3 separate regions of the Homo sapiens genome follow, and regions 1 and 3 are each linked to region 2. Evidence: read pairs that join two places in POLR2A ChIA-PET (ENCODE). Cell type or tissue: IMR-90. All regions are shown on one strand.

Region 1 (2,500 bases), 60 kb after region 2:
AATCCCAACACTCTGGGAGGCCAAGGCAGGTGGATCGGTCGAGCCCGTGAGTTTGAGACCAGCCTGGGCAACATGGTGAAACTCTGTCTCTAGAAAAAATACAAAAATTAGCCGAACGTGGTAGCACGCACCTGTAGTGCCAGCTACTTGAGAGGCTGAGGTGGGAGGATCGCTTAAGCCCAGGAGTGAGAGGTTGCAGTGAACTGCGATTGTGCCACTGCAGTCCAGAGCAAGAGATCCTGTCTCAAAACAAACAAAGAGCCTGAACTGCAGACAGGCCTGGGCTTAAACTGCATCCGCATGTTTAAGACAGGCCTGCTATTCCCCGCTGGAGGAGCTCAGGGAAGCCACCTGGCCTCTCTGGGCTTCCATTTCCTCCTGTGTCAAAGGGACTCTCATCCCACTTTGCAGGGATGACCCAAGGCACGTGGATGGGGCTCTGAAGCACAGCTCTTCTGCCTCAGCCCGTGTCAGCTCCCCTTGTCCCCAGGCCCATTCCAGGGCATGTTTTCTTCCAGCTTATCCCCCAGACATCCTCAGAGAGCCCCTCCATGCCAGGTGGGTGGGTGGAAGGTATTGGGGGCAAAGCTAGACTTGCATTTGGGCAAATAATGATATGTTTTCAGCAATGAAATATTTATGAGCATTGACTGAGTGCCAGGAGCTGTCAACTTTTTTTACTTTCCTGATTTAATGCTTAAAAACTAGGGCTGGAGCCCAGCTGCCCAGGTTCAAATCCCAGCTTCCAATAAGTTCCATTATTCCTTTGGCCTCAGTTTCCTCATCTGGACAATGGGGATAAGGTAATGCCTGCCTTGCTGGGAGGTTGTGGACAGTCTTCAGCACAACCTTGAGTGTTTAGTTTAAAACCAGCATCTATTGCCTGTTGTTCACTTTTTTTTTTATTTATTATTTTTAGAGACAGGGTCTCAGTCTGTTGCTCAGGCTGGAATGCAGTGGTGTGATCATAGCTCACAGCAGCCTCGAACTCCTGGGCTCAAGAGATCCTCCTACTTCAGCCTCCCAAGTAGTTGGGACACACCCAGCTTATTAAAAAAAAAGGTTTTTTTCAGACAGGGGTCTCACTATGTTGCCCAGGTTGGTCTGGAATTCCAGAGCTCAAGTAACCCTCCTGCCTTGGCCTCCCAAAGTGCTCAGATTACAGGTGTGAGGGCTGATGTTCATTTTGATGGTGTCACAGCTTCCCCACTGCCGGGGGTGGGCAGGGGCAGGAATGCTGAGCCCCATTTTACAGCTGAGGAAATCGAGACTCAGAGAGGAAGCAATTTACCCAGGGATGCCCAGCTGGCTCATGGCAGAGCTGGAGCTGGAAGCCAGATCTGAGTGACACTGGTGTCCTTGGGTCCACGAAAAGCCCAGTGGCCAGCTTAGCTTCTTGCGTGGAAAGCTACGCTAGGCTCACCCACCTTGGCGTCTGAGCCACCTTAGCTTACCTCCCAGCTCCGCCAGTTGCTGCTCTGTGACCTCAGAAAGTGGCTTAAGCTCTCTGTTCCTGGGCTTTGCTGAGGTCAGAGCTCTGCCAACTTGAGGAGGGATTTGGGTTATTCTGGCTGCTGCTCTTGTTCTGGCCTGGGCTCCTTCAACCTCGGGTGCCCTTGCAGCCCATGAGCTGGCACCCCAGTGGCCGGACAGGAATGAGGAAGGGACAGGGCCTCACTTTCAATGTGACTCTGACTTCCTTCCCACCCCTAGCCCCTTCCTGAGCATTGGTTTCCCCTTTCTGCCCCGAGCCCTGGCCACTGCCGGCTGTGTGACCCCAAGGAGGTTACATCACTTCTCTGAGCATGTTTCCTCATCGGTGAGGGAGGATCACACGAGACCACACCAGGCGCACAGGAAGCCCTTGCCGGTCTCCAGATGAGGTCAGGGCATTGGAAAGGCCACAGAAGGAGGCGGGGGCTCAGGGGACAGACAGGCGGGCCATTGACCAAACGGGAATATCCTTCTATTTCTTTGGTTAGTGAGTAACAGCAGCCCCTCTTGTCCACCCACCCTGCCCCTTGCACAAAGAGCTCCTCAGTCTCACCAGGCGCCCGTTTTCCCCTGAGGGTGGAGTGGCCTGGGTTCCACCCGGTTGACCGAGTGGGCTGGCCACCTTCTGGGACCATTCCCTGTGTGTGTGTTTGTGTACGTGTGTATGTGTGTGTATATTGATGTGCGTGTGTATGTGCGTATGTGTGTCTGTGTGTGTATGTGTATGTGTGTATATGTATGTCTATATGTGTATGTGTATATGTGTATATATGTGTATGTGTGTATATGTATGACTATATGTTTATGTGTATGTTTGTGTATATATGTGTGTATGTGTGTATATGTATGTCTGTGTGTATGTGTGTGCATATGTGTATGTATATACATGTGTATGTGTGTATGTGAATGTCTATGTGTGCATGTGTGTATGTGTGTGTATGTTTGCGTGTATATGTATGTATGTGTGTATATTGTGTGTATGTATGTGTATATGTGTGTAATGTGT
Region 2 (2,500 bases):
GCATGCAAACTGCTCTATCTACATTAACCCATTGAAATCTCACATCAGCCCTGACAGGGAGTTAGCATTGCTACTGTCCTAACTTTACAGATGAAACAACAGAGGGAAGATTTACACACACACAGGAGAAGCTCACATGAAGATGGAGGCAGAGGCTGGAGTGAGACAGGAATGCCTAGAGCCACCAGAGGCTGGAAGAGGCAAGAATAGATTTTCTTCCAGAGTCGTCTTTTTTTTTGAGATGGAGTCTCTCTCTGTCACCCAGGCTGGAGTGCAGTGCAGCAGGCTCACTGCAAGCTCTGCCTCCTGGGTTCATGCCATTCTCCTGCCTCAGCTTCCTGAGCAGCTGGGACTACAGGCGCCCGCCACCACGCCCGACTAATTTTTTGTATTTTTAGTAGAGACGGGGTTTCACCGTGTTAGCCAGGATGGTCTCGATCTCCTGACCTCGTGATCTGCCTGCCTCGGCCTCCCAAAGTGCTGGGATTACAGGCATGAGCCACCGCACCCAGCCCAGAGTCGTCTTTTACTTTTAATTTTGTAGAGATGAGGTCTTGCTATGTTGCCCAGGCTGGTTTCAAACTCCTGAGCTCAAGCAATCCTCCCTCCTCATCCTCCGAAAGTCCTGGGATTACAGGTGTGAGATACCATGCCCAGTCTTTTTTTTTTTTTTTTGGTGACAGGACCTTGCTATGTTGCCCAGGCTGGTCTCAAACTCCTCGACTCAAGGAGTCCTCCCACCTCAGCCTCCCAAGTAACTAAGATTACAGGCACGTACCACCGTGCCCAGCTCAGAGCCTTCGGAGAGAGTGTGTTCTAGCCAACACCTTGATTTTGCCCTAGTGATACTAATTTTGGACTTCTGGCTTTTAGAACTGTGAGAGAATACATTTTGATTGTTTTAAATCATCAAGCAGCCACAGGAAACTGACACAGGAAGTGACTTGCTCAAGGCCACACAGCTAGAAAGTAGAAGTGTTGAGTTTTAAACATAGTTAAGTATTCAATAAATGTTAGCTGTCATTATTATTATTACTATGCTGCAATAAAGAAGGTGCGTTTATTGGATAAAATGTCAGCAAGACCACGAACTCAGCCTACTTCACCCATCCCAACAGACACCGCTGGGGGAAAGACGGCCTGTGTAACAAGGATTTGATGATTCAGTTGGGGAAGATGTTATTAACACTGGGTGGAGCTGGTTTAGGAAAATGACGAAACTTTGCAGAGTGAACACCTCACCCACACTGAGTTGATTCCAAACATTACAACTCCATTGGTCAAGCTGGTCCTACAGATTAATTGCAGAGAGGGTTTGCAACTCATGGAGAAGTACAGTGACCCAACAATCCAAAAAGATGAGGTGGCTCCTCTGTGCCTGGTAGTATTTCCCTGACACTACGGGAAGCTAAGGGGAGAAACTGATGGCCCATAGCCAAAGCCAACTTGCTGAAGGTTTCTGTGGCTCTTCCCCTTTTCCTTCCCACCTCTCCCCCGCCCTGTTTTCTCTCTTCCTCGCCCTTCTATTCTTGAACAATTCAATCCAAAAGCCAATAGGTGGGTCCCAGCAAGGTAAATGTCAGTAATGGGGGGCACTGGGGAGGGTACATGCTGGTCCAAAGAGGGGTGTCAGGCTGGGTGCAGTGGCTCACACCTGTAATCCCAGTGCCTGGGGAGGCTGAGGCGGGAGGATTGCTTGAGGCCAAGAGTTCGAGGCCAGCCTAGGCAACATAGTGAGACCCTGTCTTAACAAAAAATTTAAAAATTATCCAGGCATGGTGATGCACGACTGTAGTCCCAGCGACTTGGGAGTCTGAGGCAGGAGGATCGTTGGAGCCCAAGAGGTAGAGGCTGCAGTGAGCTGTGATCATGCCACTGCACTCCAGTCTGGGCAACAGAGTGAGATTCCGTTTCTAAACAACAAAAACAACAAAGGTGGGTGTCAGATCCCAAATGGAATAAGAAAGGTGTCTGCATGGGGAGGGGGTGGCCAGAGCTCAGCAAGTGAGAAGGGCATCCTCATGGAAAGGCAGACTGGCAGGGGCTACAGAAGCGTGAGCATGGCATGAGGGGCATCCTTGCTGGGGAGGGAGTGGCAGCAATGATAGGAAGTTGTAACCTATGGGGGATTGATCAAATGAGGAAAAAACAAGGAGAACACCAGGTTTCTCACTGCAGGAGAAGGGAACTACAAACAAGAAAAGGGAGAAAAGTAGAATTAACCCCATAGAGACAAATTAGAATTGGATCTATCAGGGTGAAATACCATGGTTTTTTTTTTTGTTTTTTTTTTTTTGAGACAGAGCCTTGCTCTGGAGTGCAGTGGTGCGATCTCGGCTCACTGCAACCTCTGCCTCCTGTGTTCAAGCGATTCTCCTGCCTCAGCCTCCCGAGTAGCTGGGATTACAGGCTTGCACCACCACACCCAGCTAATTTTTGTATTTTTAGTAGAGACAGAGTTTCACCATGTTGGCCAGGATGGTCTTGATCTCTTGACCTG
Region 3 (2,500 bases), 75 kb before region 2:
TTAAAAGCTGGTGGTCTTGGCCCATGTGCGTGCTCAGAGTTTGCCGGCTCTGTGCCACAACCTCCCTTTAGCCTGTGTCTTTCTTCCAGACTGCCCACCTCAGCCTTAGGAAAGGCCTAAGGGCCCAAGGCCTCAAGGCCCTGGGAAATCTACTTCTCTGGGATTGACTTCTCTTTGTCTAGTTCTCTCACATGAAGCCTCACCGGGGCACTTCTCTCCACTTTAACCACCAAAGTATACTCCTCAGCTGTTCCCATTGCTCTTTGGATCAGAACCAAGATTCTTAACTTCTTTTTGTAACCTGTAAGGGCATCATTCAGCTCTCACCTTTCAGAGATTGCCCTGCTTCCCATCTGGTTCCGTGTGTGTGTGTGTGTGTGTGTGTGTGTGTGTGTGTGTGTGTGTGTGTGTGTGTGTCTTTAGATTAACACCCTCTGAGGCCATGAGCTGCACATTCAAGTCCTCTTCCAGGAATCCTGCTTTGCCTACAGCGTTTGCCTTTCCCAGCTTCCATCTCTCTGATTCAAGGACCTGAAATCTGACCAGTGTAGGTAGCGGCTTTCCCAAAGCCTGACTCTGACATTGCAGCTTCCCTCATTTATGACTTTCTCCTCATTTCTGTTTTCACAGAAGACCCTTTACTAAAACTTCATATAATACTCAGTATTAAATATTACATTAAATGAATTTATCCTTACTAGTATTTAACTGTATTATGAAATAAATGTGTTTTATGCAATTTGTTTGGTGTCTCTGTGTTCTGTATCTACAGTTTTGTGTGTCTGTGTGTTTTATTGCCTTAAGGAAGTTGTAAACTAAGATGATCAAGATGATAAGCTTTGGAGTCAGATAGCACTAAATATTGTGTGATTTCCTTTTAATTACTCACAATCTGTAAGTAAATTTTATTATAAATAATTCAAACCTAGATAAAAACCCACGTTTTCTTAGACTATCCTACATTTGCTTCACTGGAAGCTGCATGAAAGCTGAGATTATGCTTGTAATATCTCTAGCACGTGGCAGGCATGAAGTAAAGACCTGGAACAGAGTCTAGTATAGCTCTCCAGAGCTGCAGCTCTGAGTCAGACTGGTCAGTACATATCTCAGCCCTGCCAAGCTTCCTAGCCTCCCTGTGCCTTGGCATCCTCTCATAGAAGAGGGAGATAAGGATCCTGCAGGGGCTGCCGGCCAGAACTGCTCAGAGTGGGCTGCCCCATTACTTGTTGACCCTCACCCTGTGGTCTCCTTCTCATAGGTGACCATCTTATCAGCGCCAGGTCAGTGTTTATCCTCCAGTATCTTCCTCCTGTCCTCCCTCTCTTCCTCCCTTCATCCTTTCTTTCCTTTCTCTTTTCCTTCCCTCCCTCCTGATGAAGAACTGAGAGAAATATAACAAAGGCTAATGTATTCCTTGAATGAGTAAATGTTAGCATTTTCAAAGATGTAAACTTGGATCTCAGGTCTGTCACTAGCTTTGTGACTTTAGGCAAGCTACTATCTTCTCTGCCTCAGTTTTCTTGTCTTAAAAATGGGACAATAGTAGTTCCTGTTTTCATAGAGGTGTTATAAGTGAAATATGATACTGTTAGCACAGTGCCTGGGATATAAGCCCATAATCAGCGTTGGCCATTGTAGTTGTTGCTAGTAATAATAACATTAGCTTGTAGTCCCATGGAGGAAGAAACTAGATATTTATGAAGCAAAGTCAAGCTCCCAATCCTTCAACATCTTGTCTAGCAACAGGCTCTCTGGGTTTGTTTTTAATTATAGTGCGACCACATTTGGGAAGATTTGGAAAATAGAGAAAGGGGACCATCCTCATTGCTATACTCTTAATGGAGTCAGGCTCAATATTTTGGTACATTTCTTTCAGTTCTTGTTTTATATGCATATCTTTTTTTAAAACTGGAACTTAATCATAATTGTAGACGTTTATAACCTGCTTTTTTCACTCAGTAATATATGGTACCCATTTTAACATGTTCCTATGAGGTCTCTGTAACCAGCACTTGTTTTTTCTTTTTTTTTCGAGACAAGGTCTCACTCCGTCACCCAGGCTGGCGTGCAGTGGTGCCATCGTGGCTCACTGCAGCCTTGAACTCCCAGGCTCAAGTGAGTGATCTTCCTGCCTCTGCCTCCCAAAGTGTTGGGATTATAGGCATGAGCCACCACACCCAGCCTGTAGCCAGCATTTTAAATTGCTGCATTAAATCCCTTCTGGCCAGCCAGTGCCTCTTTTCTGGCCACTTTTAAAGTGTGAGGTACCATGTGTGGATGTAAGGAACCCAATAGGGAATATAACAGATTCAGCATCTGCCCTCCCAAAGCAGATGTCAGACAGTTTAAGAGTCACAACTACCACGTGTCAAGGTGTTGCATGAGGCAGAAAGTGCAGAGAGAGGCGGAGCCACCCCAGAAGAGGCTTAACCTCATCTGGGCCAGGAAGACCTCAATTATCCTCCATGTGCCCAGGGAGGCACTGCAGGCTGTGAGGTGG

The links. ChIA-PET counts read pairs that join two places held together with the same protein. Peaks named below come from ENCODE experiments on the same cell type or tissue, not always from the same donor. Only the 100,000 strongest peaks of a DNase experiment are listed, where the experiment ranks them.
Region 1: POLR2A ChIA-PET joins it to region 2 with 16 read pairs; 4 of 35 experiments call an interaction of 5 or more read pairs at or near these places.
Region 3: POLR2A ChIA-PET joins it to region 2 with 16 read pairs; 4 of 35 experiments call an interaction of 5 or more read pairs at or near these places.

Annotation. Positions count from the first base shown.
Region 1 is chr12:109,827,590-109,830,089 of GRCh38, reverse strand. All of the region lies in intron 1 of TRPV4 (transient receptor potential cation channel subfamily V member 4), which reads left to right. Among named protein-coding and RNA genes, the nearest start is that of MIR4497, 4.5 kb to the left of the region's middle. In IMR-90, no CTCF peak of the experiment used is centred here; no DNase peak of the experiment used is centred here.
Region 2 is chr12:109,887,206-109,889,705 of GRCh38, reverse strand. It overlaps a transcript of TCHP not described here. Among named protein-coding and RNA genes, the nearest start is that of GLTP, 7.9 kb to the right of the region's middle. RefSeq lists a silencer at 1,144-1,293. In IMR-90, no CTCF peak of the experiment used is centred here; a DNase peak (open chromatin) is centred at 1,265; H3K27ac peaks cover 917 bases.
Region 3 is chr12:109,962,538-109,965,037 of GRCh38, reverse strand. The region is part of intron 9 of GIT2 (GIT ArfGAP 2); the gene reads left to right. Among named protein-coding and RNA genes, the nearest start is that of GIT2, 33 kb to the left of the region's middle. In IMR-90, no CTCF peak of the experiment used is centred here; a DNase peak (open chromatin) is centred at 1,077.